Linked DNA regions of Homo sapiens: region 2 is linked to region 1. The links are chromatin loops, found by intact Hi-C in ENCODE. Cell type or tissue: heart right ventricle. All regions are shown on one strand. Links, peaks and the distances in the headings refer to the core of each region. The heading gives the core; the rest is flanking DNA. Region 1 overlaps RBMS3 (RNA binding motif single stranded interacting protein 3). Region 2 overlaps RBMS3 (RNA binding motif single stranded interacting protein 3).

Region 1 (15,561 bases), core at 4,249-6,748:
GTTATGACTTAGTAATTATACTCAACAAGGGCAAATTACTACTTTACCTTGCAAAATACCCATATCTTGTATTATATCCTCTTTTCTTCCACACCTAATTTAAGTATCAAAGATTAAATGTCTTTACTTAGCATTTGAAGCCTTTATTCAACTCTAACTTTCAAAGTAATTTATAAATAAGCAGATTCAAGCACTGATGATGATCAATATTCTGTATTTAGTTCTATTATGATGAGTGGAAATCTCAGAAGCATACAGTTGTCTCTCCTAAGAGTTTTATAACTGAACATAATTATTTTGTCTTTCTTGTTCCCGGGAGATAAAAATGAGTGAGAAAACTCATAACCAAGTTCCTGCTATTCACAATGTTTCCATTGGGTGTAGCTATGATATTAGATAGGTTAATATCATAGCCTGCATATTCTGGAAGGATGCCCAGACATTTGGGGATTTGTAGTGACTTTCTTTGTCTTCAGCATTAAATTGTATTAGTCAGCAATATGTTCATTGGGGAAAACCAAATAAAATACTTTCAAATCAATCAGGGCAAGAAGGCTTTCAATACGTCTTTTTGACATACCAATATTTTGAACAAATCAAAAAATTGAGACTTGTGCTAAAACTTGAATCATTCATAATTTCTACACAGTGTGCTCATTTTTATTTTTATATAATTATATAATTTACACCTAGTTTGAACAACTTCTATATAAATAGGTATCCGTTGGATGAAATAGGACAAACAAGAGGAAAGTCCACAAACAATGCAACTCCTTTACTCGATGACGGATTTGAGTAAAGTGTCTTAAAATGTCTGTTTATACAAAAAAAAAAAAAGTATTTCTGCTAAAATGCAAGGGCAGCTAACATGCTGAGATGAAAACTGCTAACTCTTTTCTTAACAACACCATATGTCTCCAATTGGATCATAATGCAGTCAGTTCCCAAGGGAACGTTACACATGGAAGCTAACCAAATCAAGGCACAGTCTTCACTGTATGTTGACTCACTGATTAGCCAGCAATCAGCTACTTTAGGTTTTCAGATTATGCAAGTGTCTGTCTGAAGGGTCTTTCTGCATTCTTGACATCCCCCCTTAAAAAAAGCAAGTCATTACAAAACCCTCCACAAAAATATTTCTCTTTTTGTATATGCTTCCTCTTATCTATAAACTCAATATATTTTAAGGAACTAAAATGCTCAACCTCTGAACTCTCTGATGGGTTTTAAATAGTAGATGCATTATACAGCAAACGGTATTGAAATCAAGCTTAAAAAGATTAAAGTCACATATTGTAAGATGGAAGAAGTCGCCTTAGTCTCCTCTGAGAATAACTGTATATAAAAGACCAACAAATAAACCAAACTGCCTTATTCAGATGAATCTTTACGTAATTTTTCTTAGTTTAATACTTCATTCCATTGTTAATTTTTTATATTGGAATTATATTTAAAACTTTACTTAGTTAATATTAAAACCTTCCACATACACTACTGCCTCAAGTTCTGGCATTTGTAGCTCTGATACACATAATAAATCCAATTATTTCATGTTTAATGCAATTCTTAATAGCATAAAATTAGAACACTTTATAATGTGTATAAAACCTTAGGAATTTTGCCTTGGGAAGTGTGAAATGCCCTGGGATAGTCCAGATTGGGGCTTCTCAAACTAGCTCTGATAAATAGACAGTATTTTCTAAAATTTCCAATTTGTCAGTAACTGATATTTTTGTAAAAGAAAATTATGCACTGAGATTTCATGACATTGTCAAATCGCTATACTAGTTTCTAAATGCTTTCTCTCAGTTTCTGTGCTTTTCTTGTCATGGACTGGTAAGAAATGTTTCAGGGCTGGCATCAATTTGTGGGATTCATTGTGAATATCATTGTTTGGATATTTTGTAACTTGGAAATTGGAATTTTAATATTAATGCTGAGTCATAAAATTCTATCACTTCCAGCACATCATTCTTTAACTATTCTTTGCTATGGTTTTCTTCTAATCCACTTTAGAAAGTTAGCAGCAGAGATTCAAAAAGCAAAAGAAGAATTACCAAAAAGCTTTTGAGAAAGATGAGTTGCTACACAGTATTATTTGAAAATACACATTAAGAAAAGCAAACCCCCCAACTCTGCAGTGATCAACAAGGGCTTTACAATGTACTTATTCTAATAAGAGCAATTTAAGCCTCGGCATCATTCAGTCACTTATTAGTGAATTTCTTACCTGGGATGCCTGGTGGTGTTTTCAGATATTTTCCATTAAAATGTTGAATTACCACTTCACATTTTTCAGTAGACTCCATTCTGGGAAAAAAAGGTAAACCAGAGGTCATATATGGTTGTCAAGAAAAAGAAACTTAAGAAGTAAAGGAAAACAAGAAAGCCATAGAAATACTTGATTTGAGAATTGTACCCTAATTGCCAACTTTTTTCATGAACATGATGACCAGATTGATAAGAGAACATCACAAACTCATTAATGCTTAGAAAGTATTATTCACTCTTTGAAAGGTGTCTATGTGGAGGGCTCTATTCTGAGCACTCGTTCAGAGGTAACCCTGCGGCATTATCTTAATTCACCCAGCAATATTTGGCAATTGAAAGTGTTCAACAAATGTCTGTTGAATGATGAATTAGCAAACCTGATGGGTAAGTCTTTTTATTGTCATTCATATCAATAAGGTCACTGAGGCTTAAACAGATAAACTACCTTTCCAATAAGAGGAAAAGTCAGTATTTGAACTGACATCTGTGCAACAGTAAAGCCTGTGCTATAGCTACTAAGCTATACTGCTGATGGATTTCACAAAAGAGGTTGACAAGATGTGTTTTATTTGCATGGCTTGCAGCCTAAAGGACTGATTGGTATAGTAATGTAGTCGTCAGCATTATGACATTTTTATTGAAAATCCACTTTATGTAAGACATCCAAAGAGTTAGGTGGGGTCCTACATGTTGAAGGAAGGTATAGATACACAAACCTTAGGTTCTATGCTTTCTCAATATTGAATTTTGGACAATATCCTATTTTTTCATACTATCTTATCAATATTCCTAAACTGGTATTCTTGTGCCAAATTTTGGCATCTCACATACAACCTAAAGCATGAACATTTTGAGCCATACCAACATAATTTAAATTTTGGCAATGTTACCATATCTTAAGTACAGTAATATTTGTAGCAGTTTCCAAATAATGGATAATATCTGGCCTTTTTTATTTTATAAAATTGGATGGGGAGGATAATAATTAAGGATTAATTCTGATAAAAGAAAATTAAGTCTTCCAAAGAGTATACTAGAGGCAAAAATACATTTAAGAAACAGCATACACACACATGAAAGAATGTGTATGAAATGTGTGAAATGTGTAAAATGTGTTCAAAAGGCAAAGTTTAATTTTGGATTTTCTGCTGTTATTAATATGAGCTTTCTTGGAATGGTGCCCATCAACTCAAGTTGTAAAACTTTCCTACATCTAAATTTTATGTCCATTTCAGGACCATATTACATGGCCATATTATAGGACCATATTACATGGCAAAGGAAACAAGATACAAAAAAAATATGCTAACAAATGTCAAGTAAGTTATACATATTTATTACAGCTATAAGAATTCAAATGTGAGAGGAATCCCAGAAGTGAGAGAAATGCTGAGAAGAGGCACGGAATCTAGGAGAGGCTTTTGGCGAAGTAATTAGGGCAGGGGGCTGAGCTGGGCAGCTTGGAGGGCGTGCGTCCTTATTACAATGTGGTAGAGAGAGCAAGCATGTGGCTCAGTGGAAGGTTTGCCCGGGAAATTCTTAAAAATTAACTGAGAGAGGAAGTCAGGGCATCTGTATCACTTGTTTAACAAGTTTGAAGATAATATCAGGAACGAGTTCCAGTTTTGAGCTATAATTATTCTCTGACAAAGTTTTGTTTTCAGATGTACATTCTTATGAAGCATGTGATGAGAGTGCATCTTTCTGTATCGATGGATATGACAAATCTCTACCGCCAAGCAGGGCTAAATTTACAGGAATGAGGCCTATGTCTTCACACACAGCCCCACACTTAGAACAACCCTGCACTTGGTTTAAAGTTCTGCTGTTGCCACCTTGAACTTCTTAACAGTGTTTTAACAAAGGGATCTACATTGTCATATTTCACCCTAATTTAAGTAGCTGATCCTGCTATGACAAGAGAGTGTAGGAAACTAACTTAACATTAACGCTCAGTATGTATATCATCAGGTGACCCAATGGATCCACATAAGTATTATTTTGAAAAAAAAAGTCTTCAGAATGAATCAATTTGATGTCCAAATAAAAAGAAAACTCTTTATGCAATTTTAATAGATAAAAATAAAAACAAAAACAGCATTTTGTTTACTACTCACTCACAAGTTCCCCTATATCAGAAGATGTTTGGATAAGAAAGGCAAGCGGAATCTTTCCTCATTCTAAATATTTAGGAACAGCTAAGTACAATTTTCCTAACTCTTTCAAGTTTCCTTTCCAGTGGAACCTTTTACTGTAAGTCTTTCAATTTTTTTATCTTTTTTTTTTTTTAAGTAGAAAATTTCCATTTCCAGGAAGAAAAGAATTCTAACTCTGTTCTTTCTCTCTTCCCACAGGATCCACTATTGTCTCTTTGGGAAAATAACCTTCTCTCCTAGCAGAGACATGAATGGGAGAGGAAATGTAAGCCCTTAATTACTACAGATGTTACTTTATGGAATTTTTATTCCAGGAGAGCTACAAAATGCAAAGTTTATGCCTCAGAGCCCCCTCCCTGTTCAATCTCTCTCTGGGTACTCATCTGGATAAAAGGCAGTTAAGAATCTAAAGCTTGCTTGCAAGAGTCCTACAAATCAAATCCTTTGTCTTAAAATGGCATGGAATTATAAATGAAGACTAATACTAGGGGTGTGTGTGTGTGTGTAGGGGTGTGTGTGTGTATGTGTGTGTGTGTGTGTTTATTCTACATAATACATTTTAGGGAATAGAGAGGAAGCTAAAAAAGAAAATCAAGTGGCTAACCCACTCCACCCACTTAAAATATTTTTGTTCTGTTTGAAAGCCTCAAGTCCTCCCTTCTGCATTCTAAGTGTGATCATCTTTTCTTAACACTGTTTTACAGCCATATCAAGCTGGATGGGGGCTGTTTCTATGAACACAAAGACAGCAGAGTAGATTGTTCACTTTGGGTTCATTCAGATTTAACTAAGTGAATGTCTGCTGTGAGCCTTTAGAGACTCCCGTCTCTGAAAGAATAAATGCAATAAAAGTCTGTTTTCTGTAGCTGCCGGCGCTTAGTGTCAAACCATGTTACGCTGCACCACCCAGCAGTGACAATTCCATTTTAATACACGGGGCACATTTTAACAAGGCAAAGCAGTCCCAGCAAAGATGGCAATATAGGAGCTGCCAAGGGGAAAAGGCTCAGTGTTCCTCATGCATTTTACGTGGAAGCAGAACAAAAGTGAGACTGAGACCCAGAAAGCTCTGGGGGGGGAGGAAAGAGACTATATTTGAATAGCCATCTTAGGAAGAATGTGCCCATTTTCTTCTCAAGTTTCACAATTAACCTCTCTGAAATGCCAGCTCAAGCTGTCTGGAATCTGGCACACGCTTCAGTTGAAACTGACACTAGCATTATCAAGTGAGTCTGAAAAGACAGCACACCAGACACAGCTGCCTTTATATGTCCCTTTCAGATGGGCCACTGAATCACTACAACTGCATCTATTCTTCCTAGGCGGTACCTGAAACCCCTTGCGTCCCTCAGAACAGCTTGAGTGCCAGGCCAACCATTCACCTGACAATACATTAATTAGGATCTTACAAGGCTCTAATCATTGTATAAAGCTTCAGGGTTTTCTGTTAGGTCTGATGTTTAAATATAAATACACATTAAAGGTCCTGTTTGACATTCTTTCTTGTCTCAGTACCTAGGACACTGGCTTCAGTTATTTGAAACACACCACAGAATTGTGCTTCTTCTTCCTTTTTTTTTTCAAACAGCTACTAAGAGGAGCTAGTTTAACAGCCGATACAATTCCCACAGGCAAATTACGTCAGATGAGAGGCTGATCCAATATTAGTAGAATGTTCTGGGTCAGACTTAACATGCAGAGGTAGAAACGTACTTTGCAAAACCATTTGCAGCCTACCTCTGTCACCTCCATAGAGAATCACACAGTTTATGGTCTTAAAGCAGTAAGCATTATTAACCATGTATTTAAAACAAACCCATCCTGTCATTTATTATGGTTAATTAGAGGTTTCCAGTATTGTGAAATGTTTGTGGTTTTGCAATCACAGGCTCTGTACAAATTATTGGCAACTTAGAGTATCTAACGTTGTAAGCCAGTCATCCTCATTTCTGGTAAGATTTACGTATGCACAGGGTCAACATTAAACTATTTTTTAAAGTACTAAACTCTGCACTGCTTCTGACATTTCAAAAACAAATTATGTCATTTCCTTCTTAATCCATTGTAACGGAAGGAATAAAATAGTGAGTTCCAGAAACAAAGATGAATGAATGCGATGAATTTTCTTCTCAGTTTTTGCAATTTGTTTTCTTCCTGCCAGGCACCTGACATTCTTAGGATACAAGTGTCTTAAGTACCAAACAGTGAAGCAGAGAGGCCTCCCTTACATGCCCTTTTGTAGAAACCAGAAATTTTGAGGGTATCTTGCTCAGCATTACAACACATTCCTCTTAGGAAATGAAACTGTGGATGACAATATTTGACTAATGAAAACACATTCCAGAGTTTGAGAGTCACATAATTTCAAGACTCAGATATCAACTTCTATATTGTACAGATGAAGAAAGTAACACTAGAAGACTGTGATTGGCTTCCCTAAAAACTAGTTAGTGGATGAGCCTGGAATAGAACTGTTGTCTCATGACTTTGAATTGAGACTATTTATTTGCAAGAGATGCAGCTCCATTGCTGGCCTCATGTCATCCCTCCTGATTTTCTCTACTGACTGATGTACTTCAATCTGTTCAAGAGTAGGATGGGTCCTGCTAGCTCCACTCTACCCAGCCACTATTACTTCAAGAAGTTGTTTTCAAAAATGGAATATAACCTGATATGAGATGTCAAGGGTGTTTCACCTCTGTGGTATTCTCTCCCAAAACCCATGAAAACTAGGGGTCTTATCATGAGAAAAACAGCTGACAAACTCAGATCTAGAGACATTCAGAATACCTGGCCAGTACTACTCCAACAAACAAAGTCTAAGAAATTATCGCAGATCAGAGCAGGCTGATGAGACAGGACAGCTAAACACAATATAGTAACTGGATTGGATCCTGGAACAGAAAGAAAATGTTAATAAAAAAGTTGGCAAAATCCAAATAGAGTCTGGAGTTTAGTTAATAGTAATATACCAATGTCAGTTTCTTAATTTTGACAAATGTGCCATGGTAATTTAAGGTGTTGTTAATGGGGGAAACTGGGTGTGCAATATATAGAAAATCTATATTATCATTATGGCTTCTATGTGAAGGTAAACTTATTGCAAAATAAGAAGCTTTTAAAATCACTGTACATTAAAATTATCAGAAAACTACTTTTAAAAATACCAATCTCTGGGGCCCAGCCCAGGAGATTCTGACTTAATTGTTTTGGCATGAGGCCCAGGCACAAAGATTTCAAAGCTACCCAGGTGATTTCAGTGTGCAGCCAGGGTTGAAAACTCCTGTTCCGAAGTTCTGTGTCAGGTATGAGAGACTAGAAACCATGGGCCAAACCCAGTCTACAGGTATGTTTTATTTGGACTGCAAAGAGATTTTGGAAATTTTGAAATGGTTGTCAACATTTGAAACTTGGGAGATTTCACATGAAAATTGAAATCTGTGATTCCTTTTAATAGATGGGACAGTTTAACCCATGCTTTCTGCATGGCAACTATGACATAATAAAAAATATATTTAGTCTTTTTCTCAGGTTGCTGACACACAGCTTCTAAAACCCTTGGAATTTCCTGAGTGATAGGGGTATGTTTTGTTATTCAGAACAGACTATTTTTAACCACATCTGAGTTTATGCTAATGAGGTCACTCAGGTAGCTTCAGGATGGGGACTGGTCACCAGAAAGACTAAGACTTGATTAGTGGGTTGGAACTTTCATCCCCACCCTCTCTGACTTCCAAGAACTGGAGAGGGGCCAGAGATTGAGCTCAAACACCAAGGGCTAATGATTTAATTAATCAAACCCAGAGGTTTTACCTAATGAAACCTATATAAAAATCCCTAAACAACAAGGTTCAGGAAATTTTCAGTTTGGTGAAGACACTGATATATGCCAGGAGGGTAGTGAGCCCAGAGAGGCTACAGAAGCTACACACTCCTTCCCTGATGCTTGGCCATATGCATTTCTTTCATTTGAGTTGTATCCTTTATAATAAACTGATAAACATAAAGTGCTTTGAGAGTCATTTTAGTGAGTTACTAAACCTGAATTGGGGAGTTGTGGGTACTCCCACATTTTGTAGTTGCTGGGAAGAAATGTGGGTAGCTTGGTGATATGGTTTTGCTGTGTCCCCAACCAAATCTCATCTTGAATTGTAGCTCCTACAATTCTCATGTGCCATGGGAGGGACCTGGTGGCAGGTAATCGAATCATGGGGGTGGGTTTTTTTTCTGTGCTGTTCTCATGATAGTGAGTAAGTCTGATGAGATCTGATGGTTTTATAAAGGATAGTTCCCCTGCACACACTCTCTTGCCTACTGCCATGTAAGACAAGCCTTTGCTCCCCCTTTGCCTTCCACTATGATTGTGAGGCCTCACCAGCCATGTGGATCTGTGAGTCCATGAAACCTCTTTTTCTTTATAAATTACTCAGTCTCAGGTATTTCTTCATAGAAGTATGAGGATGGACTAATACACCTGGGCACTCCATTTGCAGCTGGTGTGGAACTGAGCCCTTACACCTGTGAAGTCTCATGATGATCAGGTAGTTTGTGTCAAAACTGAGTTAAATTGTAGGACATCCAATTGATGTCAGAGAATTAGAGAATCGATATGCAAAAATAAGGTATTTGATGTCAGAAAAACCCACACATTTGGTGTCAGAAAAAAAGACATCACAGCAACCATGGAACAGAGTAAAAGAGCAGTTTTGTTCTTTAAATGAAGCCACTTTGCCATTATTCCTACCAAGCTGTATCAATTGCCAATCCTAAGGCAAAATAGTAGGTGCTGTTTATCACTGAACTTGCATTCTTTATTTTTAATAGTTAGGAGAAAAGAAAAATTATTTAACTTAATTTATACAGGGAGAGTGGTGTATTTCTGCTCATCCTTTCCTAAATGTCCTCTCTGTCCTGCTCTATGCCCCAAGGAAGTGACCCTTCTATCGACTGTGTAATCTTAGTTCTTTTGTTTACTGGTTTTCCATTGGGTTCTGCCTATGGAAGCTTGAAAGAAAGAACTTCAAAAGGCAAGAGTAGAGAGAAATCTGAGTGGTTTTCCCTCTTTGTCTCCCTGCTTTGGCACTTCTGTCTAGCAGGGGTTGCATCTCTCCCTGTCTACAGTCCTTCCAAGCAGGCCCTCCTCTGAGGCTCTGGCTCTCAATGAACTCTGGAAACACCCTTGTGGTTGCTCCTTGAGCTCTCAGGGTGGTAAACGTTTCCCTCTGTTGCTCCTCTCTGGGAACATCAACATCTCTTTGCCTTTACCTCAGTTCCCTTAACACTGCTTCTGTAAATATTTGGTAAATACTCCTTAATTTTCTTCAGTAGAATCATCTGGAGTGAAACTCTGCTTCCAGCCAGCATCTTGATGCCTACACCATAAAGCTATCAACAGCAGAGGAGTAAAAAAATTATCCCAAAGACTGTGTGTTTCAAGAAGCATGTAAGAGATAAAGTTTGCCTTATACTCCATCTAGAAACTACTTCTTTCACTTGGATTACCTGATTATCCCCAGTAGGGACACTCATCTATGTACTCACATAGATGCATAATTATCTAAGTATATTTTTTTAGCCAGACCAATGTTTCTAGAAGGAATTTTCATAAAGAAATGGCAGAAAATTAAACTTAAATAAATAATCTGAGATAAAGTGAAAATTAAGCATAGGTGTAGAAAAGTCATACCATTAATGACTCTGGAATACATTACCACTTTTAATCAATCTCCTAGCTACAGCCATATTTCATTCCTAGATATTATTGAGAAAAGAAAAATAGCTCAGAGCAGGTCAACTATGTGAGATATGCAACATTTATCAGGCCCAGAGAGACATAAGTACAGGGCTTCAGTCATGGCTGTCTCTCCCCTGAGTAGCCATGACTGGGGGCAATTGTTTAAGGCATTTTTGTTCCTGACCAGCTTTCTCACTCATTATCTTCATATTCCTAGCATTTGTGACACAAAGAGCAATGAATAACCAATTAATAGCTTATGTTATCTTAACGAAAAGTCTTGATAAACAACTTCTCTTCTTTTTTCCTTTAAAGACCCACTTGTAACTATTGCTAATTGGACTGTATATTCAGGGCAACATGAATCTAGGCTCCTGGGTGGCCATCTTCAAGCTTTGAGCTCATATAATCTCTGTACTTATGTTATTTAAGGTTGACATTTTGGTGACTCAGGTGGGACCTGAAACAGACTTTCAGTGATCTCCCTTGCTTTGCTGACAGCTGGAGTCCTGATATGAGCATAACTTTCATTCATCTGACCTCACTGGAGTCAGCGGAGGTCAGTCAACTGGGTAAGCCCTCCTCAGATTTGAATGCTCCATTCTTGGTTGAACATTCAGACCAATTCACTTTTTGAAACTGCACACATTCCTGCCACAACATGGTTGGAAATGAAGCTCTACTGTAAGGTAGGAGTTCCATTTGTTATTCTCTAGAGTCTCTGCTGATTGCAGATTTGTGACTTTCACTTTTTCTTTTTGAGCTAGTGTTATTTTGAATTAATTCTTAGAGTTTTCCCATCTTTTAGCCATGTACGGTGGCTCACGCCTGTGATCCCAGCACTTTGGGAGGCTGAGGCAAGAGGATCACTTGAGGTCAGGAGTTCGGACCAGCCTGGCCAACATGGTGAAACCCTGCCTCTATTTAAAATACAAAAATTAGGCATGGTGGTGGGCGCCTGTAATCTCAGCTACTCGGGAGGCTGAGGCAAGAGGATCCCTTGAACCTGGGAGGCAGAAGTTGCAGTCAGCCAAAATCGTGCCACTGCACTGTAGCCTGGGTGACAGAATGAGACTCTGTCTCAAAAAAAAAAAAAGAGTTTTTCAATCTTTTATCTCATTTAAAATTTTGGTCGGGGAAAAAATAGTTTCTCTCTGAAAAGAAAAAGTGTAATCTTACAGCTTAAGTGAAAAATTTGTAATCTTTAAAATTGGTCAGATTTCACAGCTCAGTTCAATTGACAAATCTAAACATTCTTCTTGGGTGACCAAAATTCCTCTCACTGGGTCTTTTTTATCATTCAAAAAGGAAATATGATTATGGGCAATCGTACTTCCATAACTGAGTCTAATAATAAAGATTTGCAAGAGCTGTTAGAAGTAGTAACTGACCTCTTTAGCTTTTAGGGTACCAGGGATTACTCTGTACTATGAGATACAACTTGAATTTTGTGTGTGCAATGGCTGACAAGTCACTGGCAAAAACTGTGGTTTCTGAAGCAGCTGAAATCAGTTACAGTGAATGATTATAAATGTACGGGGCTACTCATTTTTTCCGGTGTTTAGATAGAAAGACAGGTTTGAACACTTGAAGGTGGAGGAAACACTTCCCCTCAAGGCATAAAACTCCTCCTGTGGGAGGGTGGTCTGATCACAGAGTGGGCTGATGGGCATTGCTCACCTACCAGTCTTGAGGGAATGTATGCAGTGAGGTGCATTGTGGAAACATTGCATACCCCGGTCTTGTGGCATTTCTCTTTTCTGGGGGACCCGGGATTCAATGTAAAAGTGGGATCGTTCAATTTTAAATATCTAGGTGCACTGCCTGTTTTTCACATATGTAAACATTAGTCCCCAAAAACTGCAAATGCTTTCATTTTGCTATTCATTAAAGGGCTCAACCCTGAGGTTAGTAATCTAATCAATACATAAGCTAAGTTGAAAATACCAGCTTTCTGACTAGATTGGTCTCCAAAATATGACTTTCTGGCATTTAGGTGGCTATTTTGAAACTCTTTGTAAAATAAATATACATATATAACGGAAATCTCCATTTGTAGGAGCATCTCCCTTGCTCCACCTAAGCTACTAGAAACTTTTATGACAGGAAAAACAGTGCCTTAAAGTTTATAAAACCAACCTTACTTTTGTTTAAGATATTTTTGCTGGTAATCTTATCTTGACTGGGCCTTTACCTATGCCCTTCTTTGTCTCAGTAAATAAAGGTGTTTAGATCTAAGTTCTGTGCCTTTGGGAGGTAAATTTTCACCTAAGAGTCATGTTTTTGTGATTGTAAATTTAGGATAGCCTAGCTAATAATTGTTTAGGGCTTGAGAGTCTAAAGAGGAAAGAAACTATTTGCAAACTGGCAAATGGAGAACCTTATAAAGCTATTAATACAAAATTTGCTTCTATGTGTCCTGTATGTCTATATGTTTAAATGTGGCATGTGTATGTGACATTTTACTAGCAACATATATGAAGAACCTCCAATTAATTGTCTTAAAGAAAATGTAAGTGGTTAAATCAAATATTTTATCAGAAAAATAGAAACTACATACAGACAGGAGGCAGGGAAATACTGGGTAGAAGATGGTGGTTCCCCGGCGAGGGCTCCACCCTCAAGCCCAAAACCAATGCCCTAAATGAAAACTTCACATCCCTGTTTTCCCACCCAAATGTTGCCTTTTCCAAAACTACCCTGGCCGGCCCCACCCTCCACCCTGTACCCATAAAAACTCCAAGCTCCACTGGCAGGGAAGGAGAAAAGAGGAACCAGCTGGATATTAGAAAGAAGCAGCTTGACTTCAGAGGGATGGCTTGACAGCAGAATTTCATAGAAGAGTTCTGCCACAGATGGCCCAACTCCAGGGGAAGATTATCTTCCCACTATATTGCCCTTCCAGCTCCCCTTCCTGCTGAGAACTACTTCCACCACACGATAAAATCCTCTGCATTCACCACCCTCCAAATTGTTCGTGTGACCTCACTCCTCCTGGATGCCAGACAAGAACTGAGGTGAGGGGGAAGAGGCTGTCACACTAACTCCCCATTGAGCTGTTAAACACTTAAGCCATCCATGGATGACAAAGCTAAAGGACCACACCATAACACACATCCTCTGGGGCTCCAGGGGTCGTAGGCAACCCCTAGGCGCTGCCATGGGCCTGTACAGTGTTTGTTCCTGCAGGCACCCAAAGGCACTTGCCCCGGCTCCTGCACCAGCTCACCTGCGTGCTAACCCTCCCACAAGGGGTTTGAGTGCTGCGGGCTGCCTAACCGAGCCGCCCCTTTGTGAGTCCCACAAAGGTACCAAGGGAACTATCCTGTCTCAAAACCAGCTCAAGTGCCTTTTAGTTCACATGATTTGAGTAAATCTTTAAGACTAGTTTAATATTGTTGGTTTAGTGAAAATAGCTGTCTTCTGATCAGGAAAATACCTATGTATTTATCCATAGAATTTTTGCTTAGGTAGTGGCAAAACATTTTAAGCACGTTGTAGAGGGTTTGTGGAAGATTAATCTTGGGAAAGAAATTTTGTGTGTGTTCAAGTTGTCTAAAATTAGAAATTATTTATATGTTTTTCTAAAAACTGAGCATTAATATCAAAAGCACACTGATGTAAGGCCACAGTCTGTGCCCCTATGTTGCCACAGGGTTTTCTCAAAATACTGATCATTTTTAATAGAAAATTACAAAAGGTTATAAAAGGTTTATGGAAATCTTATTTTGTGAGGTCAAAGCTGATTGAGATTGGACAGATTTGGTCATAATGTTTTATTAAAATTAGCTTTAGTATTGATAACACACTAAAAGTAAAACTTGGTTTTCTCCTTAGAACAAGAATTTTGTGTAGTATTAATAAGAGATAGTAAAAGATTTGTTTACTTTTTGAGTAAACTGTAAAATAATTAAGCTGCAGGGAGAGTTTCCCTCATGTTGTCTTTATTAGGTCCCTTGATTGGGTATTAAATCTCTTCCCTATCAAATAATAAAAAATTTTGCTTTCTGAAACCTTTGAATTATCATTTTCACAAAATAAATGACTATTATTATGCATTGACTTCAGATTCTATTTTGATCATGAGTTTTAAACATTTTTAAATTTCAATATCAAGTGTTTTAAACCCTTAATACTTTACATATTTCCAAAAATTAAATTTCAAATTCTAAAATTATCTTTTAATTTGTACTAACCTGGACATAAAGGAGAAACCCCTGGAAGTCCAGGAGAGACATATAACACTTATTTGGTATGTTAAAATCATATAGGAAGCATTGTCAAATAAGAAATGCTGTTTATATGGGCAAATAGAGGGGAACAACACACACTGGGGCCCTTCAGAAGGTGGAAGGTGGGAGGAAGGAGAGGATCAGAAAAATAACTAATGGGTACTAGGCTTAATATATGGGTGATGAAGTAATCTGTACAACAAACCCCCATGACACAAGTTTACCTATATAACGAACCTGCACATGTGCCCCTGAATTTAAAATAAAAGTTAGAAAAATAGGTTTGAGTTATATTAGTATACATGTATTAACATGTATTCCAAAATTATATGAGATTCTTAAATTCAGATATGTCTTGATATATGCTATCAGACATAATTATGATTATTATATTACATTGTTTTATGCCATAAAAATAATTAAATTTCTTGTCAATTGTATCTTTGACCATGGCTACTCTTTTTGTCATCCACAGACAATTATCGTTTTACTTTAAGTCTTCTCAAAACGTTATTTATAATCAGCTATAGTCCATTCTTCAAAAAATTCGTGGAAAAGAATCCCAACAAGAATTCTTGAATAAAGATTTCTGATAAATTTAGAGATCTTACTTTTGGACGAAGTAAAATCTGCCAGAACTCTAATTAAAAAGCTGATACATTAATGAAGATTGCTAAGTCAACGTCAATCAAAAGTTATTTCAATTTACTGAACTGATAGAGGACTGAAATGATTTTTATGACTTTTTTGTTTGCAACATTACTGACTCTTTTATATTTTGTCTTATTTTCTTTTCAGCTATTCATAGCTTATAGCAACGGGGTAAAGTATACATTTGCAAGCAAAATTGAAATGTTCACTTTTCTCTTTAGCTGATTTCTTCAAAATATGGAAACTAATAATGAGTATTCTTGTTTTATGGCAATATAGTTATTTGCATAAGTTCAATAAGAATGTGTTTGTTTTTTGGTATCAGGACACATTGAACACTGGTAATTTTTCCAAAGCTTTTATTGGAATGGCATATTTTTAGATATGACCAGATTGCTTTGAGGAATTGAAGTTGACTTTAGAAACCCAATAAAAGGCCTCTGGAAAAGACTGGCATGATACATTTTTACATGGTTCTCTTACAAGGTTCCTGACCTTATGATAAGTAAAGAATATC
Region 2 (15,561 bases), core at 7,729-10,228, 330 kb after region 1:
GTGGTTGAACAGGTTTTAACACTCAAAATTCCATCTCAACTACCCTCATCAATTAGTGAAACTTTATACAATAGAAATAGTTGGTGTTCTTCAAGACTGTTGAGAGAAGTGCTTCACAAAAGATCAACAACACTAAAGATCCTGTTTGAAATACATATTCTTGGGCTCTACCCCAGACCTAGTGAATCATAATTCCTTGGGCCCAGACATCTGTGTGTCAACAGGCTCTACAAGTGGTAAAGACCAGTAAGAAAGAACCTTTCCCTAATAGCTACCCTTAAAAATAAATGAGTTTCAAATATAAATTAAGAACAATAGCTATTTTTCTTTTTACTTCACCTGAACCTTCTATCATAAAGTCTACAATGTTTCACATTTTCAAAGACCTTGCTTTTCAAAATAGAGTTTAGATTTTTTAAACAACAAAAGAAAAAGTTGAGTTATTTATCTTCTGATTCTCAACCTCAATATTCTATGGGCCAAAATCTAACGTATATTTGTATGTCTGAGCTTTGGCACATTTAACATTTTTTGAACAAATTTAAAAATATATATATTTATCTTTCAAGGTTCCGCCTTGCCTTTTTCACAAATCAAGGCACTCAGTAGCAACAGGGGACTCCAACCCTAATGTACCTACTGTTTTGTCAAACAATTAGACAGTTATGTATTTGTATTTTGGTTTATCTGCCACTTTCTGTTGTGTTGATATGTATTCCCAATCTTAAAATCTAGGACAAAGGCAAATAAATATTTTCTGCTTTGTTTTCCTCTTTCAATATTTTAGAGGTCAGAACATTTACAAAATAAATATCCTCATGGCTTTTTAAAAAGCATTGCAAAAGAGAAAAATAACAATTGAGTAATAGTTTTTTAAAATTTAAAAATACACAGCTAAGTCACAATCAAATGACAAATATATGTTCTAATATTATTTTGAAAATAATCAGATACTAACCAAAAAATACAGGTCTACGATTCGTCTTCTTTTTTTTTTTTGAGACGGAGTCTCGCTCTGTTGCCCAAGCTGGAGTGCAGTGGCGTGATCTCGGCTCACTGCAAACTCCGCCTCCTGGTTCACGCCATTCTCCTGCCTCAGCCTCCTGAGTAGCTCGGACTACAGGCGCCCGCCACCATGCCCGTCTAATTTTTTTGTATTTTCAGTAGAGATGGGGTTTCACCGTGTTAGCCAGGATGGGGTTTCACCGTGTTAGCCAGACCGTGTTAGTCAGGTCTCGATCTCCTGACCTTGTGATCCGCCTGCCTCAGCCTCCCAAAGTGCTGGGATCTACAGGCGTGAGCCACTGTGCCCGGCCAGGTCTATGATTCTTAATTCATTATTAATTTTATGGGAAGGTGAACTTAAATATGTTTTTATTTGCACAGAAATAAGAGAATTAATGACATAAGTGTTGGTAGATAGTAGATTCATGAAAACATTTTTGAAGAGGATTTAATCATTTCCAAGCTTCCAAGCAAATATAAAACTACTTAGTGAGTGTGGTCCTTGGCCTTGGTGGGAGATAGCTTCACTGGACTAGGCAGCAGATGTTTTCAAAGAAACTAGAGGATTAGTCTTATGCTTCTCCAAATACATGGTCCTGGCTGAACGGACATTTACCAAGCACTGGCCAGAAAAGCTTTGTAACACAAGAGGTAATCCTGAAATCCACCGCTTCTGAGTTTTTGAGATTCCTTTCACTAATACTTCTCAAGAAAATCGTTTATTTCATGAGACTCATCAATGACTCCACTGGCCACATGGTTTGAGAGTGTAACTCTATTACTTGATCTTCATCTTGCAGGTCATATATCTATGAATCAGCCAGCATTTCCATGTATATGTGCTCAAGAACTTCCACTCAACAACAAAAAGTAAACCAATTCCACTCCCCAAAATAAACTAGCATTGAATCTCAAATTTAAGTCCTGTTTGTAAAGAAGAGTCTTCCTCACTGAGACACCAGTGGATGAGTACATTGACTGAAATAACACATCCTGCCCACCAAGGCAAGTATGGGAGTGAGAAACAGCACGGGCAGCAGAAGGACACTTACGGTTGGCACAGCTTGATTAGGTCCTGGTCAGTGGTGCCTGGTGGGAGGCCTCGAATGTACAGGTTGGTTTTACTCAACTGTTCCCCGCTGCTGTTGTTGCTGCTGTTGTTGCTGCTGCTGTTTGTGCTGGGGCTGGGAGGAGCCATGGGGTGGGGAGCTGGTGCATAGGACTGCTGGAAACAGAAAAAGCTGTTACTGGAAAAACAAAAGCCAGCACCTATTCACAGGCCAGCAGCACAACTTGAAATCAATGTAAGCTATGCGTCTTCTCCAATACACACACGTACATACACACACACATTTATATCACTACTCTCTGTTGCATTCAAGAATATCGTCCCCCGCCCTGGCCCTCCATTCAGATCAGCATAAGTCAGCCATAAAAGGGACAAAAAACAGTTATCAGGTGCTCCTGGCAGTAGCATATGGCATTTGAACTTGTCTCTGACTATAGTGACTCTCCTTAGATTGGTAAAGTAGCATATCTTCTTCCCTAATAAAATAAAACAGTCACTTTTGGCAATAAACTCTGACCCTAGCTTACCTTTAATACCCAAGCATCTTTGGTTTCCCTCTATTACCTTGTTCCCTCCTTTTCTCCAAAGAAACTCCCTCCTATTGTTTTCCTCAACATTACTGTTCAGCATAATTCCTGATACAAAGAAATCATTCCTATAAATAGTGATTCTATGAATGACTGAATGAATGAAACCATCTTAGCTCTTTCTCATATTCCCAAAATCGTTTCTTTACATTGAATGTTCCTTGTTTGCAAGATGGAGCTACCATTCTTTCCTTACCTTCAAGATCCTCTTTAAATTACTCTAATCCAGGATCCCAACCTAGGCACTATAAACCATCTGGACAGGATAATTATTTGTTGTGGGCACTGTCCTTGTTCACTGTAGGATGTTTAGTAGCATCCTTAGCCTCTATCTCCCAGATTCTAGTAATGCCCATTCCCCAGATGTGATCACCAAAAAATATTCCCAGACATTGCCAAATGCTCCCTGGTGCTGGTAGGAATCTCCCCCTGGGAGAACCGCTGTTTTAATTCATTACATTATTATATGGCAAAATTAAAATGATAAAATGACTCCCAGAAAATTGCAATAAACAATGTGAGGGTTTTTAAAATTATACATACCAGAATTCATAGATATATATTTACTAATTATGCTTCTTTTTTTATACAGGCATATCTTCAAAAGTTCTCAACTAACACTGACTGTCTAGGGTTGAGTCCCTGCTGTGCCTCTTACTGGCTATGTGACCTTTAAGTGGTGCCTTAACCTCTCTGAGAAGCAGCATTCTCATTAATACGAAGGAGATAATAACGGTACTCTCTTAAGTTAGAAGATTTTTTCAAAAAGTTGAGTTAATGCAAACAAAATGGTTCCTAGAAATTAATAAGTGTACAATATTAGCAAAAATAACAATAATATGAATATTCATGGTTTGTATCTGTCTTGTAGTAATATCAACCTATATAACTGTCCCAGATTTTCTCAGTTGTGACCCCAAATGCTACCCAAAAACAAAATAAGCACATTCATCAAGATTCCAGTGGGGAAACTTTGGGCTGGGTTCTCATCTGAAGATGAAGAGTCTTTAGCTATTTTATCAGATTTGGGAGGTATGTCTTTGTCAAACAGCACATTTTTGGCACATTAGCAAGTAAGTATTCAGATGAGGTCAAACTATAATACATTTTGTGCCATGGCATAAAGGTAAGGAATAATATAATCTGAGGGAAAAAAATGTACTTTGTGTCTCTACAGTTTCATTCTAAAAAAAAAAACCTCAAGAAACATATTCAACATGAAAATAGTATGTCTTTTCATCCCAAAACTTCTGCTGCTGACCAAATTGACAGGCCTAGTGGGTCTGGGTAAATAATGAGATGTCCTGGAAATAGAACTGACTGTGGCCTTAATCACAGACAGCTAAACTTTGTATGTAGAATCCTGCAGTGGCTTCCCACCAAACTTATTACAAAGTCCTGAAAGCTCCACATGATTTTTTATCAGACTTTTTCTCCAATCACTTCTTAGACCAGACACTGTGGTACTCCCAACTTTTCACCCTTCCCATTCTCAGCCCCACTCTACTCGGCTGGCTCTAATCCATCCTTCTGATTTCAAATTAAGTATCATCCTACAACACTCTGGTATTTTCCTTCACAGCTTTCAGTGTATTGGGTCTTATTTAATTATTTTTGGCTTATTTAATGCCTGCCTCTAACAGTAATCTGTGTTTCCTGAGAGCAGGGAATGTGTCAAACCATACATGAGTATGTCATGTATGTAGCCTAGTGCCTGATATACAGTAGGTGCTTGAGAAATATTTAGGTTACTATATATATAATAAAAAATGGAATAAAGACAGCACTTAGCATTTAGAGAAAGAAGGCCAAGTTTTAGCAGTACCCAGCTTCATTTCTTGCAATAGTAATCTGTTTTACACCTTCCAGGATTTTAAATTTGGTCAGTCCCTATTTCCCACTGTCTATAAGACAATGTGCTTTAGATTCAGTATATCACATGCAACCCATTGCACCTATTCTCTCATTCCCAATTCCCCACACCAGCCACCCAATACAATTACCCCATATCTTTCAATGTTGCTGTTGTTCTGCCAGTCTCCATGCTAGAAAACTTGGTGTTAGCTTTATCTGCTTCTTAATTCTAAATCTCAGAATACAGTCAGCCACCAAAATCTCAAACAGCCTCCTGGAAACCTCCTTTTCTCTGAATTCCCATTGTTTCCCTCAGCCAGAGACTGTACCATCTCATATGCAGCGAGCTTCAAGCTTTCTATCATGTTTCACCTTTTATGCCCCTTATTTTTGGGAAGGCAGGGTAGGTTGGGAATAAGAAAATTGTCCAGACTGGGCACTATGGTTCACGCCTGTAATCCTAGCACTTTGGGAGGCTGAGATGGGTGGACTGCTTGAGCCCAGGAGCTCGAGACCAGTCTGGACAACATGGCAAAACCCCATCTCTATAAAAAATACACAAAAATTAGCTGGGTGTGGTACCATGTGCCTGTGGTCTCTGCTATCCAGGAGGCCGAGGTGGGAGGTTCACTTGAACCCTAGAGGCTGAGGCTGCAGTGAGCCATGATGGCGCCACTGCACTCTAGCCTGGGCAACAGAGCAAGACCCAGTCTCAGAAAAAATAAAAAGTAAAAATAACAAAGAAAGAAAATTGTGCAACGCAAACACACATTGACCAACAGTTGAGAAATGCACAAGTGAAAGAATAGACATGACAGGAGCAAAACCCAGAGCCTCCAGATTTCTTCTTTGAAATAAACGTTTTTTGGCTGGGCGCGGTGGCTCACGCCTGTAGTCCCAGCAGTTTGGGAGGCTGAGGAGGGCGGATCACAAGGTCGGGAGATCAAGACCATCCTGGCCAACATAGTGAAACCCCATCTCTACTAAAAATACAAAAATTAGCTGGGCATGGTGGTATGTGCCTATAATCCCAGCTACTCAGGAGGCTGAGGCAGAAGAATCACTTGAACCCGAGAGTCAGAGGTTGCAGTGAGCCGAGATTGCGCCACTGTACTCCAGCCAGGCGACAGAGTGAGACTCTGTCAAAAAAAAAAAAGAAAAGGAAAAAGAAAGAAAGAAACATTTTTCTCAACTATTCTTTAGTATTGCTTTAGTATCAACATTTTTCACATAGAATTTTAAAATGAATTTTAAAATGAATTATACAGGATAAAACCTTCTTTTCCTGGTATTTGGATTAAATAGAATATATTCATTGCCTTTTGAAATTTAATATCTACAGAAAGCTCAAGTTTCTTAGCTAGCATCAAAAACTATGACTTATTTCCTGACATAAAGTATTCTGTTTAGCTTCTTGGAATCCTCACAAAACTTAAGCTCTACCTCTTTTACAAGTCCTGCACACAGTAGGTGTTCAGTACATGCTTGCCGAGGTGGCTTCCTGGTGTATCTCATAATGGGTCAGATGAGATTTCTCTTTACTTCCCTTATATGCCTTACTCTCTTAAAATTCCCAGGGCCTTTTTAAAGCTGTTTGCTACCACTTTCACCTCCCCTCTCTCCAAATTCTTTGAATTCCATTCTGCATTCAGGCTTTTTCAAAAATGAGACTTTGTTTAGCCTTTAAAACCACCAGGGAGCCAGAAAAATGTCTCCAGCTTTATGTATCACAGATTAGAAGGACCAGTTCAGACTGAGTCCTTGACTAATCAAATAAGAAAGCACCAGCTACAGGATGATCAATATGTGTTTACTTAATTCTTTTCCCCCCTAGGGCTCTTTGTAAGCATTTCCATAACCAGAACACCATTTAGTAAATTGCATGATGCCTAAAGCAATAAACGTGTCCTCCAAAAGGCCCAACAAATTCACAGGGAAAAAAATTAACAAAATAGTCAAAAGCCAACCGAAGTTGGGATGAGGATCAGGAACTTGTGTGCACTGAAGTGAGATATGTAATTTATAATTAGGAGTGGAAGCACCAGACTTGTGAAGAAAGAATGTATTTCAGAAGCTTTCTGAACAAAATACAAAAAGGCGGTTTTCTTTGTCATATCCTTGTTCGTAAATTCTAGAAATTCTGCTGAAAGCGGTCGATTTTCTCGGTGTTATTGAACCAATCAATCCACAGATTTTAACACCCAGTGTAGGAACTCTTCCTTATCTTTAGTATTTCATTTATCTGTTGATGATGCACTGATTGATTCAGGTAGCGGTCAGCATTATAAATCATTCTTTGGTTTTAAGAATTATAAATTCCTTCCTCTCCACCCATATTCCAAATACACATCCTTTAATCAACAAAATGTTGGCAGAAAGTTCCCGGAATGCCTGACAAATGCACAGGCCTAAATGAATTAATTTGTGAAAAGCAAAAGCGATTTTGTATGTTCTTGCTGCCAAAGACATATGACCAAACTACAGAATCTTAAAAAATAAATAAATAAATAAATAAATAAATAAAAGAAGTGTCAATAATCTCTAGGGGTTAATGGGTCACAGCAGCCCCTTTACTGATTAAAGTGGCTCTGCTTCCTTTCTCAATTCTTTGTCTTTAGAGGGATTTGGGATTTTATCATTGATTAGCTTTTAAATCATTTTGGAGCACTGAGGAAGGGATTTTAAAATGTTAGTAAAGAAAAATATTTTCCTGCAGATAAAATTGACTTTGCTACATTGCTCAAAGTCACACTTTATAAATCCTATTTAGGAGGAGAGAGTACTTACGGTCTGGGGTTACTGAACACTGTAACACTGTGCTATAACAGGGCAAGGGGTTGCTATGAATTTGCAGTGTCAGCTTAGAAGCGGTGGAAATGGCACATTCAGAAGGGGATTTTGGATGACACTCTGATTGAAGAAGAGAGATAGAGGATTTCTCTTGCAGCTGCATATGCTTGGTTAGTATGCAGATTTTTCTTAGATGTTTAGTCATTGTAGCTTTGCTGGAAGGTTCTGTTAGGGATTATGGAATAGGGTCTAAAGCCCTTCAGCCACACATTAGGGATGCTATCTCAGAGGATCAGTGCCAATGTCCTCTTTAGGAAATGAAATAAGATGAATTGGCATCCATTGTGAAACATGCTATTCCTAAAATAGTAATCCTAATAATTATAGGTAGCATCCGTTTGTGCTTGCTAAGCATTTTATATGCTATCTTCACAACAGCACAATGAGGCAAATAATATTCTTCTCATTTTACAAATGAGGAAACTGAGGCACAAAAAGGGTAAATGACCTTCTCAAGGTCACACAGCTGGAGCCCAACTTGAGGCCAGGGACTCTGACTCCAGAAGCCACGCAGTCTCCCACAACACTGCAGAACTTTAGCTCTTAATTATATGGACACCAATAAACATAAACACTTCCTTGAAGTAAACACTGGAGGATGATGCTCTGGCAAAAGCTCTGGAGCATCTAAGTATCAGCAGGAGGGAAAGAATGATGATGATAAACAGCAGACAGTCAAAATGAAGGTTAAAAGGCTCTTTTTCTCTATCAGAATTTAAATGAAGTCCATCTTAAAATGTAATTTCAAAGGGGAAGTGACCATCAGAACCAAGCATGTTATGAGTTTTTCAAATACTGTCAAACAAGTGGGTTCATTTGTCAAGATTCATGGTTTGTTATTTAATAACAGGAAAATGAACTGGCTTGTAGATCTTCCTAAACAGCTGATTCATTTAGTGTGCTTTGTTCATATACCTCATTTTTCAAGTTTGAAAAGTGAATCAACTGGGTCCTCCTACATTTGTAAAATCTGTGGTTTGGGTATGTAGGTTTGGAGAAAGGTTAGTTGTGTTTTCTTCTTTTTTTTTTTTTTTAACAGAAAGCATTTGGGACATTCAATAAATGTTGCTCACACATCAATAGAGTAAAGCAAATTATTTAACAATTTTTTTATACACTATCAAACTATATTTGATGAACACTTGTCTGCAGGCGGGGTTGTAGTGAATATATATGAGCCAGATAATTTTAAACCTTAGTTCCATACTTTGGCACCACTCACATTTTGGACAAGATAATTCTCTGTTTTAGGGAGCTGTCCTGTGCATGGTAGCATAGTTTATAGCATTCCTGTCCTCTCCCTACTAGATGCTAGTTGCACTGCCCTCTCCCAAAGTTGTGACAACCAAAAATATCTCCAGATACTGCCAAATGTCCCCCTGTAGGGTTGGGAAATCTCTTCCAGTTGAGAATCACTATTTTAAGTAGATCCAGACCATCTTCTTGAAAGGCCAGTACAGTACCCCTCACAGAATGATACTAACTCAATGGCCTAAAAAAACCGTAAACAAAACCTTACCACCAAACCAAAGTTCAACTTCGCATGGCATTCACCCCCTCCAACATACGCAGTTCCACCATCTGTAACCAAGATGTCAGTATGCCACATTTCATTTGCAGCAGACTAAGTCTGAAACATACTTCTCCTTCTGATTGAAAACATAATTCTTTACAAAGAGAATTTTAAATATTTTTTGCATGCAATTCCCCTTGGCTGGAAATCACAGAGCCCTGATGCCAAACTGCAGTCAGTTCTATTGCCGGCATCTGGTTGCTGGCAGGATCCTGAGGCAGTTGGTCTGGTGGTTTTGGAGTAGCTCTGGACTCCATCACACAGCAGTCTGTTCTGCTGATGGTCTCCCCAGTTTGTTTTTATTCACCTCCTATGCAATAGAATTTGTACTCTTTTTATCCACTCAAGGGTAAAGCCCTGGATAAAATCTCCCAAGGGACTGACATGCCATCTCTTTTACTATCCAAAAATGAATACATACTACCTTATTGTCTTAAATCATACATTATTTAGCTTGCACGTACACATGTAATCCATTGCTCGCTGGATAACACTGCTGCAGGCTGTTGGATTCATCTCCTTGATAGTGTAATTTCCACATAACCTTTATTCTTCAGACCTCTCCTCTAGTGTGAACACAACGTGAGAGAGTGGACACGATAAGAACTGTGGTAGTCACTAGTGTGTCTATAATAGCCTTAAATGAGGGTGAATATGAATACTCTCTGTGCAAGTAATAACAAATGCAGCTAAATTAATATCTAAGGCAAGCCATGCAATTACAGCCATGGTTTCATGAACCACATACATTATGGCTTTGCAATTTTATGCTAGGCAATTGCCTCTCCATTATCTAGAATACAAGCATAGTAAACAATTGTTTCAATTATGTCTTTTGTAACAGTTTGGTGAAAATCTGTCCTACTTCTCTTTTCCTACCCAAAGCTAGATATGGAAATAAGCAATAAAAGACAAAACTCCTCATGAAAGGCAATCATTTGAATATTCTCTATCAACTGGCCTAGGTAATAGCTGCTGTCAACAGTGGTAACATGGTGCTTAAGAGCTCCAGATTACCCACTATGAATCCAGCTCCACCACTAACTAGGCACTTAAACCTCTTGTCATGAGTGAAAGAGGAATTATGATTATTTCACTTCATTGGAGTGTTGTGAAGCTAAAATGTATAAATTATGTGTCAAATGTTTAGCACAGGGCCTGGCACAGAGCCAATATTCAGTAATTCTTTGTTTTCTCATCATTACCATTGTCATTATCATCATCACAAGGCAGACCCACAATATGAGCGTTGCCTTCTCAGTTCTAGTTGGAGTAATTCACCTTGAAGGGGGTGCTAAAGAGCCAATTATTTTTTAAACATGAAAGCCACTATTCTTGAAATGAAATTATGTCATTAGAACCGTGGTTTGCCATTTTCATTAAGAACTAAGCTGTGATGAAACAATCATTGTGGATGGGATGGCTAATTGGTTTCAAAGCATTTACAAATCACTACTGAGTTTTTATTAAAATTCTGTTAGAATGAGATTCACTTTTGCTCTAAATGTTAGTTTTTGAAAACCTCAGCAGATTGCATAATCACACATTGCTCTGTGCTATTTACAAATAGGTTTAATTTAAAGTCATTGAATTCTATTCAGAGGCTTAGATATTAAATGACATTTTAAAATTCATGGTACTTGGAAACACAAATAAACTAGTTATTGTTCAGTTCAAGCACCTATAAACAAATTTGATTAATAAATTTATAAGCTAGCAAAAAGTGGTGCTATAAATGACATCAATGGAGTTTTATAAAGATTATCAGTTTTTCAAATGGCAGTGACATCTGGTCTTTGCCCAATTCTTCTTTTAATTTGACTAATTTTTTATCTCTTTAAATACAAACAAACAAAATTAACATATACTTCAGACATTGCAGTGCTTATGGAATTAGTTTAAAAAGTCAAGTGTATACCTTGAAAATAACCCAAAATGCTAGGACTCCAATATTGATAATGATTGGTTCCTTGTGGAATAATGAGCCATGATGTGTTCCCCAGCTGGAGATTACAGTGTTAGCTACAATATGAACAATAATTGTTAGAATCAGAGCATTCTCCAGAAATACTGAAAGTGACCATAATGGAATATCTGCTGTGTTTGTCCAAGGAATACCTCAGAGATCAACCCAAATGCCTGCTTTCACGATGAGCTAGAATAAGTAGGCAATGAGGGAAAACCCAGAACAGGTCACCAGAAACTCTTTATGGAGATTTCTGGGCTAGCCAACCATGTCAATGTCAAATGCAATCAGAGATAAAGAGGTCTTCAGAAATGTACAACAATTATGCTTAGAGTAACATTCTTACACTTAATAAGAAAGATATATTTGCCTAATATTTTAGTTCAGTTTTTCCCCATAATCTCTATTTTTTATTTATTTTTTTATTTTGTGAGACAGAGTCTTGCTCTGTCACCCAGGCTGGAGTGCAGTGACATGATCTTGGCTCACTGCAACCTCCACCACCTTGGTTCAAGCAATTCCCCTGTCTCAGCCTCCGGAGTAGCTGGGATTATAGGTGCAGTCCACCACACCCGGCTAATTTTTTTTTTTGTATTTTTAGTAGAGACGGGGTTTTTCCTACAGTCTAATACTCTATTTCCCTAAAATTACAATTAGTAATATTGCCAACAATTAAAATTCCCCTAGCTTTTTTTGAGACGGAATCTCACTCTGTCGCCCAGGCTGGAGTGCAATGGCACAATCTCGGCTCACTGCAACCTCTGCCTCCTGGGTTCAAGCGATTCTCCTGACTCAGCCTCCCAACTAGCTGGGACTACAGGCGGGTGACACCACGCCTGTTTTTTTTTTTTTGTTTTTTTTGGGGGGTTTTTTTTTTTTGGTATTTTTTAGTGGAGACAGTGTTTCACTGTGTTAGCCAGGATGGTCTCGATCTCCTGACCTTGTGATCCGCCCACCTCGGCCTCCCAAAGTGCTGGGATTACAGGCATGAGACACCGCGCTTGGCCTCCCCTAGCTTTTTTAAAATGTACACCCTCCTAAGTAGAATGAAGACCAATGGATGTAGCTTAAAGAGCTACATAAAATATGCAGTGATAAGCTACAATGGATGTAGCTTAAAGAGCAACATAAAATATTCAGTGATAATACTTTATTGCAACTAAATGAACTCTTGCAAAGTTTCCTCCAGTTGTGAAAGTCATGGCTTCAGATAATAATGAGGCATTTTCCATTTTAATTGACTAGTTTCCATATTAACCAATCATATTACTGATTTGGTTACTTGTAGCAAAGGGATGATAGAAATAACACACTTTGTTCCCAATTACGTATAACGAAAATTACTGTCAGTAATGGAAATACAATCAGAACACAAAATAGTATCAGGTTTTTTTGATACACCAAATATTTTTGTCCAATTAAATGGGAACTTTGCTTTTCTGAAAGTGAATCTATGTTGACACAGGAGCAATTCAACAATAGTGCAAATAGCATATACAATCCAATCTAATTTCCTTATACCAGTTCTCATCCCAACTCCATAATGTGTCCAGCCTACACGTATCCCTGTTTCCTTCTACTTCCCAGTACTCACCATTCAAACCACACCATAGTCACATCTGCATCTATACCTTAATATGTTATCTTCCCTGCATCTGAAACGCCTGGGCTGTACTCCTATATCTAATTCTACAGTGACTTAATATTTATCTTACAAACCGGGAAAATTTGAGAGCAAAAGAGGGGGATGTTAGTAATTAAACCAGGACACAAGGAATAATTGAGATTGTCTGAAGCAAATCAGGGTGTATGGTCACCCTGTAATTACTTTCTATTTATCCAAATCCCACATATTCCTCAAGGATCACCTAAAATTATACCCATTCAGGACATTTTCCTTTTATTACTTTAGAGCTATTTCATTTCCATACTTTTTCAGTTTCTACTTCATCAATATCTACAAAAGATTATAAAATAAGAATAGCAATGGCTAAAGTTTATTGAGCATACATTATATTCCAGGCACAATTCTAAGAGCTTTATGCTCATTGATTTATTTCCTGATCTCAGAACTCTTAGAGGTAAGAACTATTATTATCTCTATGTTGAAGAAGAGAATACTGAGACTTAGGGAGGTTAAACGACTTTTCAAGGTTGTTCAGCTGCTCAGCATCATACCCAGGACCTGAAGCTAAGCAGTCTTCACCTCCGTTAACTCCAGGTTTAAATATAAATATGTACAGTCCAATCTGACAGTCATTAGCAGCATGCAGCTATTTAAATTCACAGGTAATTAATTAAAATTAACTTAAATTTAAAAATGTATTTCTTCAGTTGCGCTAGTTACATTTCAAATGCTGAAAAACATACGTGGGTACTGACTGCTGTATCTGACAGGTAGACACAGAACATTCTCATCATCACAGAAAGTTCTACTGGACAATGCTAATATATATCATTCTTATAGCTACAACATATAATCTCCCATACTATGTGCTGATGAAATAATGGTCACAGTTTCTATGCTATGCTACTAGTTACAGGAATTTCTTAAAATGTAATTAATCTCCTTTTAGTAGAAACCATATTCAAGCTTCCTCCCACACTCAAGAAGTAGGTTTATATTTTGGCATATAAAACCTCTCTTTCAACTGATACCTCCCCTGACCAAACATGCACATTATTAAAAGATTTGTAGGAAGTAAAAATATAATTTGAGGGGAAAAGGTGTATTTTCTCTTTTTAACCAATAACCAAACTTTCATCTAAATTGTAAAATTGCTAAATACCAAGAAAAGATAGAAATTAAGATTAGCTGTAGGTACAGAGTAAATGTGTCTCTCTTTGGCAGACAAGCTGCCTGCCTGGGGCCCTCAGCATTTTCAATACCATTTAATCTACTTTACCTGCCATCCCAAAAGAGAAACCACCCCCGCAACCCTGCCATCCTCCATGTAACACACATGCTACCAATTTTATTTCTGTCCAAACAGGACCAAGGCAAAAAAAGGAGAAGGTTTTCTTACAGTGAATTACCAGGGCAATTCAGCAATTTCATAAACGATAACCTATATTCCATGACATAAAATAGTTTTGTTGCTTTATTAGCCAATTCATTCATATTTTATTGATGTAGCAAAATTAAATGTGAACAGAACCTAGGCCTTTGAAGTCCTAAATCTAAGAAATTTGAACTATAAAACATAATAATTTCCTCAAGAAGACAATGTTAGAGCACAGATCAAAAATGTGACAGGAATTAATACATGCAAAGTAATTGCTTCATTGTAAAGATTGAAATGAGCACTTGCACAGATAATTTTCTATAAATACATTTTCAAAATTTATTATGTTTGGGGCTGTGAGGTGGTAACTATGAGAATAAATTAATGTTCAAGTTTAAGAAAAAAATACCTCATGATAAAATGAATATTAGGCAATTTACATTATCAAATTTATTATAATTTTTATAATAAGAAACTTATAAAATATTTACACAAACTTCTATTGCTCTTAATTATAAACCTCTATGAGGACTCCCATTTTCAGTATATTTTAAGTCAATGCACCTCAAACCTTAGAGAATTTCTCGAAAGAATATAGGCACATCCAATTCCAGATGCATCTTTTCTTTTTTGTGTGATTATTACTGGAGATTTTTTTTTTTTTTTTGGGCTGGTGATATTCTACATAAGAGAAGGAACTATCCCTAGTAATAAGACAGTTCTGCTTTTTCTTCTCCAAATTGCTATTGTCCTTTTTTAAAGAAGTAATTGAGCTTCAGAGACTGGCAGTTAAAGGGCATTTGCCCTTGATTGGTATACTCTTCATAGGCTCAGGAAGAAGAAAGGAACATTATTGTCATTGTATAGTGTCTAAGGACATAGATCCTGCAGACACACAACGCAGGCTCAAATCTTGCTTTACCTCTATGCCACCTCTTTTGTCTCCATCTCCTCATCTCAAAAAATTGAAATAATAGCTACCTCAGAACACTGTTAACCATTTCAAGTGAGTGATTGTGTGTAAAGCACTGAGAATAAAACCTGGCACACAGCATTCTATATATGCTAGCTATTATTATCACATAAATCCTAAAGCATTTTTATAATATGGATTGTTTTCATGAACAGTAACGTTCTTTTGGTTAACAGGTATATTGGTTTGTTGACTGATCTAGCCAACTCTGGCTTGTGTGATTTAAAATCTCATGATACAAAGTAAAAAGTCCATTGATGCTTGTCAGAATGAAATTCTCTAGATTATAAGTCAAAGAATGTCCTTCTTTAATGGGACATTAGGTTTAGTTGGTATTATTCTAGCTACTGAGAGGAGCTACTAATAGTAGCTACTGATAGTAGTTAGAATGCTCTCAGATAAGCTGATGACAAGACTCTCAGAAGAATTTTTTAAGACAAATATAAATTTTTATAAGGGAAGTCATTCTTAGAATACACAGATTCTGAGAAATATCTAAAAGTTGTAAAAGTACTAATTAAAATAAGACATATTTAACTGTCAGTGGAAAAAACTTATACGTTAAATAACACACCAACTACTAAATATCCATGCACTTAATTAAAAGGAGTTTTATATACAAGAAATAAACTATACTAATTTCATGGCTCCTAACACTAAAAATAATTAGATTTTTAAA

The links. Hi-C counts contacts between places; a loop is a spot of excess contacts. Peaks named below come from ENCODE experiments on the same cell type or tissue, not always from the same donor. Only the 100,000 strongest peaks of a DNase experiment are listed, where the experiment ranks them.
Region 2: it touches region 1 in a loop (2.3-fold over the local background); 7 of 110 quality-filtered maps call a loop at or near these places.

Annotation. Positions count from the first base shown.
Region 1 is chr3:29,749,659-29,765,219 of GRCh38, reverse strand. RBMS3 (RNA binding motif single stranded interacting protein 3) reads right to left here. Exons shown (of 15, transcript NM_001003793.3): 6 at 2,231-2,310. Among named protein-coding and RNA genes, the nearest start is that of RBMS3-AS2, 110 kb to the right of the region's middle. In heart right ventricle, for the core only: no CTCF peak of the experiment used is centred there; a DNase peak (open chromatin) is centred at 5,678; H3K4me3 peaks cover 429 bases; H3K27ac peaks cover 2,500 bases.
Region 2 is chr3:29,421,412-29,436,972 of GRCh38, reverse strand. RBMS3 (RNA binding motif single stranded interacting protein 3) reads right to left here. Exons shown (of 15, transcript NM_001003793.3): 2 at 2,058-2,230. Among named protein-coding and RNA genes, the nearest start is that of RBMS3, 150 kb to the right of the region's middle. In heart right ventricle, for the core only: no CTCF peak of the experiment used is centred there; a DNase peak (open chromatin) is centred at 9,147; H3K27ac peaks cover 2,420 bases.